Regions from separate parts of the Homo sapiens genome. Here regions 1 and 3 are each linked to region 2. The links are chromatin contacts, found by Hi-C or POLR2A ChIA-PET in ENCODE. All regions are on one chromosome and are shown on one strand. Each heading gives the region's core, a stretch centred on a gene start or an enhancer-like site at or near the end of the contact. The rest is flanking DNA. Distances are from core to core; before and after follow the strand shown.

What was found. A loop is a pair of places that touch in the nucleus more often than their neighbours do. ChIA-PET counts read pairs that join two places held with the same protein, here RNA polymerase II (POLR2A). Pooled maps may share reads with other maps.
Region 1: a pooled map shows a loop between it and region 2 (14-fold over the local background). The contact joins the promoter of B3GALT6 here to the promoter of NOC2L in region 2. A Hi-C loop is called at or near these places in 2 of 37 single-sample maps with no recorded cell type and 11 of 50 pooled maps. POLR2A ChIA-PET finds 5 or more read pairs at or near these places in 3 of 52 experiments (H1, PC-3 and activated CD4-positive, alpha-beta T cell).
Region 3: a pooled map shows a loop between it and region 2 (6-fold over the local background). The contact joins the promoter of INTS11 here to the promoter of NOC2L in region 2. A Hi-C loop is called at or near these places in 1 of 168 maps with a recorded cell type or tissue (gastrocnemius medialis) and 6 of 50 pooled maps. POLR2A ChIA-PET finds 5 or more read pairs at or near these places in 1 of 52 experiments (A673).

Annotation. Positions count from the first base shown.
Region 1 is chr1:1,230,776-1,234,316 of GRCh38, forward strand. It overlaps B3GALT6 (beta-1,3-galactosyltransferase 6), which reads left to right and starts at 1,462. Exons shown (of 1, transcript NM_080605.4): 1 at 1,462-3,541. The coding sequence starts at 1,504. The coding sequence ends at 2,493. SDF4 (stromal cell derived factor 4) reads right to left here and starts at 1,226. Exons shown (of 7, transcript NM_016176.6): 1 at 1,117-1,226. RefSeq lists a silencer at 704-1,563 and enhancers at 1,180-1,861, 1,862-2,543, 3,328-3,541.
Region 2 is chr1:957,093-960,883 of GRCh38, forward strand. It overlaps NOC2L (NOC2 like nucleolar associated transcriptional repressor), which reads right to left and starts at 2,164. Exons shown (of 19, transcript NM_015658.4): 1 at 2,123-2,164; 2 at 1,837-1,989; 3 at 7-181. The coding sequence starts at 2,148. KLHL17 (kelch like family member 17) reads left to right here and starts at 3,492. Exons shown (of 12, transcript NM_198317.3): 1 at 3,492-3,708. The coding sequence starts at 3,602. RefSeq lists enhancers at 1,432-2,289, 1,948-2,057 and silencers at 2,168-2,427, 3,386-3,695, 3,716-3,791.
Region 3 is chr1:1,323,319-1,327,089 of GRCh38, forward strand. INTS11 (integrator complex subunit 11) reads right to left here and starts at 1,342. Exons shown (of 17, transcript NM_017871.6): 1 at 1,263-1,342. The coding sequence starts at 1,290. It overlaps CPTP (ceramide-1-phosphate transfer protein), which reads left to right and starts at 1,484. Exons shown (of 3, transcript NM_001029885.2): 1 at 1,484-1,784; 2 at 3,518-3,714. The coding sequence starts at 3,593. RefSeq lists an enhancer at 1-312 and silencers at 1,131-1,260, 1,441-1,940.

The DNA of each region.
Region 1 (3,541 bases), core at 212-2,711, 270 kb after region 2:
TGAGGGCTTTTCCCTTCCCTAGTGGTGGCATAATTCTATTCCTGTCGTCCCAGATCGCCTGACCAGGGGAGAGTCCTGGATAAGAACCAAGACACCTCCTCCTGGTGCTGACTCCACTAACTACAGTCGTAAAACACACGCTGTGTGCAAAGAGACTGTACTTTGTTCCTAGAGAAAATAAAGCTAGTTCTTGATTCTACATATCTTGATGAGTTACACGGTTTACTTGAGGCAGGAGGATCGTGAGACCAGCCTGGGCAACACAGTGAGACTGCGTCTCTTTAAAAAACAAAAACAAAAAGATAAGACCCTGTCTCGAAAAAGGGGGAATAAAAAGTAACCCAAAAGTAACTATAAATATCAGGAGTCCATCAAGTGGCGCTTCCTCTCCTGGCTTCAGAGTATCTATTCATCACGGTGTGCCAGGTTCGCAGCACAGCGGAGCGGGCCGGTCCCACCGGAATGGGGTTTCGACTTCGCCATCCCCTAGCAGCTCAGTTCCCAGCAAGGAATCAACACACCCTTGCAAAACGGACGTGGGAAACAGCTTAGGCAGAGACGCTATTTCTTTGCCATCCCTGGGCTTCAGCTCTGGTGGAACGAGGCTATTTCTGGCAGTTAACAACACACACGGTTAGATTCTAAAAGCTCAACAGGGTTCATAACACCGCCTCTGAGCCAGACATCAAGGGCTCCACACAGCCGACTTCACATCTCCAAATCCTACTAACTGGGGATGAGGGTCCACGCGGTTCAGAAGCGGAAGCGCAGGCGCAGGGAAGCGGGGCAGCTTGTCCAAGGTCGCCTCGCCGATAAACGCGAGTCCAACCAGACCCCTTGGGCCTCCGTTTCCCGGTGGCATTCGTAGGTTTTGGCCAGTAGGAGACCAGACGTGCCGGCGGCCGGGGAGGCCAGCGTCGTCGGCCTGTCCCTGCCCCCGGGAACCCCGGGAGCCCCGGTGGCGGCGGAGTCTCGCCAGGGCTCAAGGCCGAGCGGACGGACGATGCCCCAGCCCAAGGCGGGAGGCGGCGGCGGCCTCCAGACCCGCCCTCGCCGTCCGGCCGGCGTACACTTGGCCCCGCGGCCTGCAGCGGCCGTCCCGGGCCCCTCACTCACCGGTCTGCCTCCCCGCGCTCGGGATCCGAGGACCGGAGCGAAGCGTCAGTGACGCCGCCAACGGGCCCGGATCAGGCCACTGCCATCTTTCTTGCGGGCGGGGGCGGTGCGAACGGGCGCGACCTCACGGAGGGGACGCCGGCGCCACCATCTCTCCTCCGGGCGGAAGCGGTCGCGGGGCCGCTCCGAGGTTGACCAATGACAAGGGTGCCCGAGGCCACGTGACGGCCGCCGATTGGCCGCCGGCCTCCGAGCGCCCCGGGGCTCGGCGTCTGCGGAAGGCCCCGGCGCGCTCCCAGGAGCGCCGTGCGCACGCGCACCGCCCCGAGCCGGCGGCGCCTGCGCACTCGCGAGTCCGGCCTGGGCCGCCGGCCCGGCGCGGGCGCCATGAAGCTGCTGCGGCGGGCGTGGCGGCGGCGGGCGGCGCTAGGCCTGGGCACGCTGGCGCTGTGCGGGGCGGCGCTGCTCTACCTGGCGCGCTGCGCGGCCGAGCCCGGGGACCCCAGGGCGATGTCGGGCCGCAGCCCGCCTCCCCCCGCGCCCGCGCGCGCCGCCGCCTTCCTGGCAGTGCTGGTGGCCAGCGCGCCCCGCGCCGCCGAGCGCCGCAGCGTGATCCGCAGCACGTGGCTTGCGCGGCGCGGGGCCCCGGGCGACGTGTGGGCGCGCTTTGCCGTGGGCACGGCCGGCCTGGGCGCCGAGGAGCGGCGCGCCCTGGAGCGGGAGCAGGCGCGGCACGGGGACCTGCTGCTGCTGCCCGCGCTGCGCGACGCCTACGAAAACCTCACGGCCAAGGTGCTGGCCATGCTGGCCTGGCTGGACGAGCACGTGGCCTTCGAGTTCGTGCTCAAGGCGGACGACGACTCCTTCGCGCGGCTGGACGCGCTGCTGGCCGAGCTGCGCGCCCGCGAGCCCGCGCGCCGCCGCCGCCTCTACTGGGGCTTCTTCTCGGGCCGCGGCCGCGTCAAGCCGGGGGGGCGCTGGCGCGAGGCCGCCTGGCAACTCTGCGACTACTACCTGCCCTACGCGCTGGGCGGCGGCTACGTGCTCTCGGCCGACCTGGTGCACTACCTGCGCCTCAGCCGCGACTACCTGCGCGCCTGGCACAGCGAGGACGTGTCTCTGGGCGCCTGGCTGGCGCCGGTGGACGTCCAGCGGGAGCACGACCCGCGCTTCGACACCGAATACCGGTCCCGCGGCTGCAGCAACCAGTACCTGGTGACGCACAAGCAGAGCCTGGAGGACATGCTGGAGAAGCACGCGACGCTGGCGCGCGAGGGCCGCCTGTGCAAGCGCGAGGTGCAGCTGCGCCTGTCCTACGTGTACGACTGGTCCGCGCCGCCCTCGCAGTGCTGCCAGAGAAGGGAGGGCATCCCCTGAGCCGCCGCGGCCCGGCCCTCCGGGACACCTGCTTCACCCGGCGGCGCCTTGGGGCAGGTGCCGAGCGGGCGCACTACGCCCGGGCCCCAAGGCCCCCGTCCCGCAGCCACGCTTGTGGTCGCTGCGTCCCGGTCTGCGTTTGGGAGACCCCTGGGGGTTGCCGGGGCAGCGCGCCGTGTCCAGGTGGAGGTGCCCGTTCCTGGACCTCAGCGAGCCTGAGCCGGGCCCGGCCGCACGCTGACCCCCGTGCTGTCCCCGACCGGCTCACGGGGCTGGGCTCCGATCTTCCGTGTCTCTTATCAGTGGCGTTTCTCACGTCTGCGTCTCAGATCTAACGTGGTTTCACATCAATCCGCTTTCATGGGATTTTGGTCTCTGTCCAGTGACTTCGTGGTAAATGTAACTCAGTGTTTGCTTGCGACTTATTTATAAATATTGTAAGTTTGTGTCGATGAGTGTAAGTTGGCAGTGCGCACGTCTCGGTTTTTTTACATGATTTAAGGAAAGACTTTTATGTCAGAACTTGGTGCCTGTACCGTCAACCCCGCTGCTGCCCGTGTTTAAACGCAGGAGAACTTTAAAACTGGCCATCTATCTTTTCAGTGTACAAGTCACTGAACCCATTGTTTCTTTCTGAAGAGACTTTCCTTTCAAGGCTTCCCATGGGTCCGCGCCACACAGGGCCGGTGCTGCTTTATTTCAGACTCTGCCCCAGGTTCCAGGAATCCGAACCCCGGAGTGCTGACGCGGTTCCCCAACTTCCGCCTTAAGAAAACAGGACCAGCCGGCACCAGGCCCGTCTCTCACGTACTTTAACACATCCTTGAAAGCCCCTCGTTTAATGAGAAAAGCGAACACTGCGGTCCTTGCCAAAGTAAAATGAAGCTGCCCCAGGACAAGGGGTTACCATGAGCTCCCTGGAGTCCGACGCGGGTTTTCTCTCTGGGGGACCTGGGTGGTCCCCGCTGTGGTCTTTGTTGTCCCACTTTGGGACCGGGTCCAGTCTGGGGTCTAGTCTCGAGCATCAGGGTCAGGCTCGGGGCAGGGC
Region 2 (3,791 bases), core at 914-3,413:
CCTCACCTCCAGCACATCTGGCAGGGAGTGGAACGGCCCCTCTTCCTCCTCAGAGCTGTCCGAGTCGCTGAAGTTTAGCAGGCTCTGGTCATTCTCCTGCAGGAACTTGTAGAACTCGGGGTCTCTGTCCTTCAGCCGAGAGAGCTGGTCTTTGTGCTCAGAGGCACGGCCTTTACGCCGGCTGAGGAGGCAGAAGTCAGCGACCCCAGTGGGAAGTGGAAGTAGAGGGGGCGGGGAGTGGCCTACAGGGTCAGTCTACTCCCTTCACAAGGGTTACCAACTAGCAAGACAGGATTGCCAGGAGGTACGTTTTTGGCAGACTCACGTCTCCTACCCAACAACCTCTACAACATACCCTCAAACACACTACACAGGCCCCCCAGCCGCGGTCTTCCCTGGACTTGCTGTGCCTGCGCCCTGCGCTACACAGGCCCCCAGCCGCGGTCTTCCCTGGACTTGCTGTGCCTGTGCCCTGCGCTACTTTTGCCTGATGGTGGCTTCACCCTTCCAGAGGCTCAGACTAAAGGCAAATCTCTGTCTCTAATACCCAGCACGCAACTTGTCATCAGATCTCATCAGCAACACCTTCAAAACCGTTCGTGCCTCCTCTCAAACCACCACATAGTTCAATTCTCAGTTAACCTAAAGGTCTCTCTGTTTCCACCCTTGTCACCTACAAGGCACTCCACCGCTCAAACCCAGAAGTAACTCCCTGTTTTACGAGGCAATCTTATGACGGTCTACGGCACCTGGCTCTTCATCACCCTTCTGGGCTCATCTACCCCTATTCACCCCCTCACTCCTGCCGTAGCCACGTTTACCTCTGTACTCTCCCCAAATGCTCCCACTGCAAGGCTTTTGCTGTTTTCTGCTGCCTGAAATCCTAAGACACGTTTCCCCTACTGTCTGTGTGGCCTCCTTGTTCGAGGTCTTTATTCAGACGTCATCTTCTCAAACAACCACCTCCGCTTTTTTTTTTTTTTTTTTTTCTCCTGAGGCGGAATCTCACTCTGTCGCCCAGGCTGGAGTGCAGTGGCGCAATCTCCACTCACCGCAACCTCCGCCTCCCGGGTTCAAGCGATTCTCCTGCCTCAGCCTCCCGAGTAGCTGGGACGACAGGTGTGTGTCACCACGCCAGGCTAATTTTTGTATCTTTTGATTTCTTTCTTTTTCTTTTTGAGATGGAGTCTCACTCTCTCACCCAGGCTGGAATGCAATGGTGCCATCTCGGCTCACTGCAACCTCCGCCTCCCAAGTTCAAGCGATTCTCCTGCCTCAGCCTCCCGAGTAGTTGGGATTACAGGTGCCCACCACGCCCGGCTAATTTTTATATTTTTAGTAGAGACATGATTTTTCCGTGTTGGTCAGGCTGGTCTCGAATTCCTGACCTCAGGTAATCTGCCCGCCTCGGCCTCCCAAAGTGCTGGCATTACAGGCGTGAGCCACCGAGCACAGCCTCCGCTCCTTCTAACAGAGCAACTCGGCTCCCCTGCAACTCTCTCTTCAGCCCCTCTGTCCTTCCTTTCCCTCCCCAGCACTTATCTCTCTTCTACCGAACTGCAGGCGGTGATTTCACCCAAGAACGTGAGAGTTCTCCTAGATCGGGAAGAGATTTTTGCACAACTCACCAACATACGCTCCCTGCCTAGGACAGAGTTTGGCACGGAACAGGAGCTCAGTAAACATCGGATGAAAGAGTAAGTTAAGCTGAAAGGACTGGGGGGCAGAGGTCGGCGATCCTTAGGCCTTGGCCCTGAGACCCCAGGCGAGGTCAGCAACCCAACCGGGGTGGGACAGGACGAGCAAGAGGTTCTGCTCACGCATGTCCCCACTAACCTGGCCGAGGGGCTCCCGCCCGGCTTATCCGGACTCCGGGCAGCCTCGCGTGCTTCCCGTGTCTCCGCTTGTGGAGAATTTTCGGACTCGGATTCGGACTCGGAGTCAAAGCCCGAAGCTAGGAACTCGTCCACCGTCAGCTCCGCCAGGCGCCTGCGGGTCACGCAGGAGTCACAGCTGCCCGCACGCCCAGCTCGCCCCAGCCCCGCTGAGAGGAGCAAGAAAAGCCCCCTTGGATACAGACACCCACCGGGAGGCCAAATCGGCCCTCGGACCCGCGGCTTACCTCTTGCGGCTCCCCGCAGCTGCCATGACACCAACCCGAAGCGTGCACCCCACTTCCGGCCCCAGAATGCCGCGCGGCTGCGCACTTCCGCCGCCCAGGCCCCGCCCCTTTCCCCGCCCCGCCGCGCCACGCCCAGCCGAGTGGCTCTATGGTTCTCCGACCGCAACGCCGGCGGCCTCAGGGCGGGAGGGCGCGTTCGCGTGCTCGGTGCGGGCAGCCCCGGTGGGGCCCAGATGCGCCTCCCGCTCGGCGCCCGGCTCCGTAGGACGCGGTGACGCCGGTGTCCGCCCCGGGGAAGACCGGGAGTCCCGCCGCGCCCGCAGCCCACCCGGCGCTCCGAAGGCACGCGCCTGCGAGGACGCCAGACTGCAACGGCGGGGCTCCTATGCAAAGAGCTCCCACAAATCAACAATAAAAAGCAGGGAGTCCAGTGGAAAACGCGAGGGGCAGTGGGAACCGCACTGATGTCGCCAGCTCGACAAAAGACGGGCGACCCGAGGGCCAGGCTGGCTTCGCCTCCGATCCGCGGAGACCGGGCCAGCGCCACGAACACCACGCAGGGCGCTCCCCGTCCATGGCCCTCTGGGTGCCGACCGCGGCTCTTCCCGGGGACGCCGCACGGGACGAAGACGGTGGGGAGGCCGGCGCCTTCCTTCCCGCTACCAGCCTGACACCCGGGCCCCCGGGCCTGGACAGCCAGACCCCGCGACAAGGGCGCCGCGGGGCGCAGGCACGGCTCCCCCAGCCCTGGCGCTGAGGGGGCGCGTGAGGCGAACACGGGCGGATTGGCCTCGGGGTCCCATTCGACTTCTTGGTGCCGCGGGGCCCCGGGGCTCCCCGGAGGAGAGCAAGTTAGGGGGTCGGGGGAGCGGGGATGGCTTCCGGGGGAGGAGGAGGGCGAGGCCTGGGGGGCTCCTCGGAGGAGGAAGAGGGCGAGGCTTAGGGGGGCTCCTTGGAGGAGGAGGAGGGCGAGGCTTAGGAGGGCTCTTCGGAGAAACAGGAGGGCGAGGCCTGTGGGGGGCTTCCCGGGGAAGAAGGAAGGCGAGACCTAGGGGGGCTTCCCGGAGGAGGAGGAGGAGGAGGGCTAGGCCGGGGGCTTCCCAGAGGAGGAGGATGGCGGGGCCTGGGGGGCTTCTCGGAGAAGGAAGATGGCGAGGCCTAGGGGGGCTTCTCGGAGGAGGAGGAGGGCGAGGCCTGGTGGGGGGCTTCCCGGAGGAGGAGGATGGCGGGGTCTGGGGGTGCTTCTCGGAGGAGGAGGCGGACCCGGGGCGCAGCGCTGGAAGAATCCGCGTCCAACGTCTAGTCCCCGAAGCCTCTCGGGAGGCGGGGCGGGCGGCGCCGAGAAACAGCGGCTGCGGGCGGGAGCGGCGGGAGTGAGCGACACAGAGCGGGCCGCCACCGCCGAGCAGCCCTCCGGCAGTCTCCGCGTCCGTTAAGCCCGCGGGTCCTCCGCGAATCGGCGGTGGGTCCGGCAGCCGAATGCAGCCCCGCAGCGAGCGCCCGGCCGGCAGGACGCAGAGCCCGGAGCACGGCAGCCCGGGGCCCGGGCCCGAGGCGCCGCCGCCTCCACCGCCGCAGCCGCCGGCGTGAGTGGGCGGGGGTCGGGGCGCGGGGGGCGGCCTCGGGACCTGCGCGGCCCCCGCCCTCGCGTCCGCTCGCAGAAGGGGCG
Region 3 (3,771 bases), core at 92-2,591, 370 kb after region 2:
TGGCCACCAACACCATGTCCCTCCAGCTGTTTCTGAGACCCTGGATTTTGACTAATTTTTTCCTTCTTCACATCGTTCTATACTGTTACGACTTTGACTTTCTTTTGAGACATGGTTTTGCTGTCACCCAGGCTGGAGTGCAGTGGCACAATCATGGCTCACTGCAGCCTCAACCTCCTGGGCTCAAGCAATCCTCACAACTCAGCCTCCCAAGTAGCTTGAACCACAGGCACACACCACCACGCCCTGCCAATTTTAGCATTTTTTTTTTTTGGAGTGATGGGGTCTTGCCATGTTGGCTAGGTTGGTCTTGAACTCCTGGGCTCAAGCGATCCTCCCACCTCTGCCTTCCAAAGTGCTGTGATTGCAGGCGTGAGCCACAGTGCCCAGACTGTCAGGACTTTTAGGAGTACATATTTGCGTTTTTTGCTATTTTTTTCAGTGTTGCAGAAATCAGGTAGAACAAGAGCTAAAGTGAGAGTTGATTGTAACTCGGGCGTGAGCACACAGAGTGGTGGACAGAAAGCAAGACGTGAGGAGGCAGAAGCGGGGCTGGGGGGCTGAGGGGCTTGCGGGGTTAAGGGGCTTGGGGGCTGGGGGACTGGGGGGCTGAGGGGCTGGGGGGCTGAGGGTCTGGGGGTCTGCTGGGCTGAGGGGCTGGGGGACTGAGGGGCTGGGGGACTGAGGGTCTGCTGGGCTGAGGGTCTGGGGGACTGGAGCGCTGGGGGGCTGGGGGGCTGAGGGACTGAGGGGCTGAGGGGCTGGGAGGCTGAGAGGCTGGGGAGCTGGGGGGCTGAGGGTCTGCGGGGCTGAGGGGCTGGGGGGCTGGGGGGCTGAGGGGCTGGGGGGCTGAGGGGCTGGGAGGCTGAGAGGCTGGGGAGCTGGGGGGCTGAGGGTCTGCGGGGCTGAGGGGCTAAGGGACTGAAGGGCTGGTAGGGCTGGAGGCGGCAGCGCGCGGCACGGGGAGGTCAAGGCACCGACGAAAGCGCACAGCGAGCGCGAAGGCCCCGCGGCCCCATCTGCGACGTCCCCTCACGGCCGCCTGAACCTCGGGGCTCGCGTTCTCGCGTCACTGCCGGAGGCCCGGGGTGCAGGGACTAGGCCGCCTCTCGGCTCCCACCAGGGCCCGCGCGGGGAGGAGACCGGAGGACGCCCGCGGCGCGCACCTGGCTCCACGAGAAACGGGAGGGAGCGGGGCGCCCAGCCCGCCCGGAGCCGCATACGGAGCCCACCCCACAGCCCTCCCGGCGGCTCCCACTCACCCAAGGGCGTGACTCTGATCTCAGGCATCGTCTCCGCCGCGCTCCCGGACCCGCGAGGCCCGCCTGCGGTGATGCACTGCGCAGGCGCAACCACCTCGCTGCAACTTCCGGTGCGCTAGCCGGAAACGCGGGTCGGGGCGCCGGGCCTCCTGATTGGGCAGCATCCAACCAATCAGGGCGGCGGGCGAGGGCGGGGCGAGGGCGGGGCGGTGGGCGGGGACGGGGCCCGCACGGCGGCTACGGCCTAGGTGAGCGGCTCGGACTCGGCGGCCGCACCTGCCCAACCCAACCCGCACGGTCCGGAAGTCGCCGAGGGGCCGGGAGCGGGAGGGGACGTCGTCCTAGAGGGCCGGAGCGGGCGGGCGGCCGAGGACCCGGCTCCCGCGCAGGACGGAGCCGTGGCTCAGGTCGGCCCCTCCCCAACACCACCCCGGGCCTCCGCCCCTTCCTGGGCCTCTCGGTGGAGCAGGGACCCGAACCGGTGCCCATCCAGTCCGGTGCCATCTGAAGCCCCCTTCCCAGGTGAGACTCGTAGCGCTCGCTCGACAGGGTCTGGTCCCACCCACAAGGCCTGGGGCGCCGTGGGGCCCCGTCTCCTGCTGGCCCCCCAGCCTGCTGTCAGCCCCCGTGCTCTGTGCTCAGGCCGCCCTCGCGCCCGGCCCTGACCTTGGGCCGTTGGGCTGCCCTGGGAAAGGCCTGGAGGTGTCCTGGGTCACCTTCCTGGGCTGGCAAGCTGCCTGCCTCCTGCACAGCCACTGCCCTTCCTGTTGTTACCGAGCCACCAGCCACAGCTCTGAGAAGCTCCTGGCAGCTTCTGTTTGCCACTGGCTCGAATCTGGGCAGGAAGGCAAGGCCCGCAGAATATCTGGTGACCAAGAAGGAAACCCCAGAGCCTCAGAGACCATCTTCTCAGTGGACAAAATTAAGGCCCGAGGAGGGGAGGGGCGTGCTGGAAGTCTATGGGACTGCATCTTTCTGAGGCCCAGGAGCAGCCATCCCCCACACCTGAAGCCCGGTGAGCTCACATCTGGGGCCTCCGCCTGGTGCCAAGCATGCAACCCAACCTGTGGGGCCTGCAACGCCAGGCTTCAGCACCCTGCAGGCACCAGTGCTCCAGCAGCCTGGGCCACGGGCTGGGCAGGGCTTGCAGCCCATGATCCCTAGTGATGAAGGGCCCAGTCCTAGGGTGCTGAGCAACCTGCCCACCTGCTCCTGGCCAGGAGCTCTCACCACGGCTGGGTGCCCTTCCCCCTCCCCCACCGATGGAGTCCCTGCAGCCAGGGAGGCCAGGACAGGGCTCCCAGCACCAACCGGCCTAGGAACCCCCAGGCCCTCTTCCTGGTCGAGGTGGAATGCAGCTGACTCTCAGGTTCCCCAGAGCAGGTGCGGGCCCGTGGGGCACCCGGGGAGACAGGGCAAGGGTGCTTGGCAACACTCACACAAAGCATGGGTGCCTGGATGTCTGTGGATCTGTGGAGTGACTATGTGAATGCCAGCAGAATCCAAAGCAGGGCCTGGGCCACTCGTGGAAGGCTCCCTAGGGCTAGTACAAGAGCCTCGTGGCAATCTTCTGAGTGGTAAAACCCATCTGTGTGGGACATGGAGTTTCAGCAACAGGAGTGAAAACACGTGTCCATCCATCCAGCAAGTGCCAGCCCTACAGCCTCTTTTCTGCTTTTGGGGATGTAGCAGTGAGGAAGATGGGGCAGCCTGCCCGGCAGCATCCCCCCACCCCCGGCCCCACCTGTCTCTGCTTTCTGCTGTGTCTGTTTTCTTGTCTAGGACTTCAGAACTTCCTGTCTTTGTTGTCATCTGACCCCACCCCAGATGGCTGCTCGCACTCCCCATGCACCCAGATAGATGGCTAGGATGGTGCTTGGCTCTCGGCAGGGGCTTAGTATTTCTCCAGCTGGTAAAAGCAGATACAGCATCTAGAGAGAGAAACAAAAACAAGAAAGCACCAGCAGAGACACCTGCTGCAGACAGCGGGGCCTAGTGGTCTGATAAAGCCAGAGGGGGCCACTCTCGGGGTCAGGGACTGACACGGAGTCAGTGGCCTGATCCACAGGAGGGGCTGTGCCAAGGTCCCTGAATGCGCAATCCTGATGAAGGGTGGGTCAGGGTGGTGTGCCTGAGAGCCTGCGGCTTGGCTGGGAGCAGAGCCAGGCAGCTCCTGGGAGGAAGCTCCATGAGGGGCATGAGTGTTCAGTGAGCGGCAATGGGATCGCAGCTATTTTGTTCCCCTCCACACACAGAAAATGAGCCACAGAGCAAGCTGACCCCAGCGACACAGCCCCCCAGCCCTACTGTATTTCCGTTCCTATCAAAAAATGGATGACTCGGAGACAGGTTTCAATCTGAAAGTCGTCCTGGTCAGTTTCAAGCAGTGTCTCGATGAGAAGGAAGAGGTCTTGCTGGACCCCTACATTGCCAGCTGGAAGGGCCTGGTCAGGTGCGTGTGCCAGGGCTGCCTCCTGAGGTGGGCGCTCCCCTGGCCCGAGTCCCATAT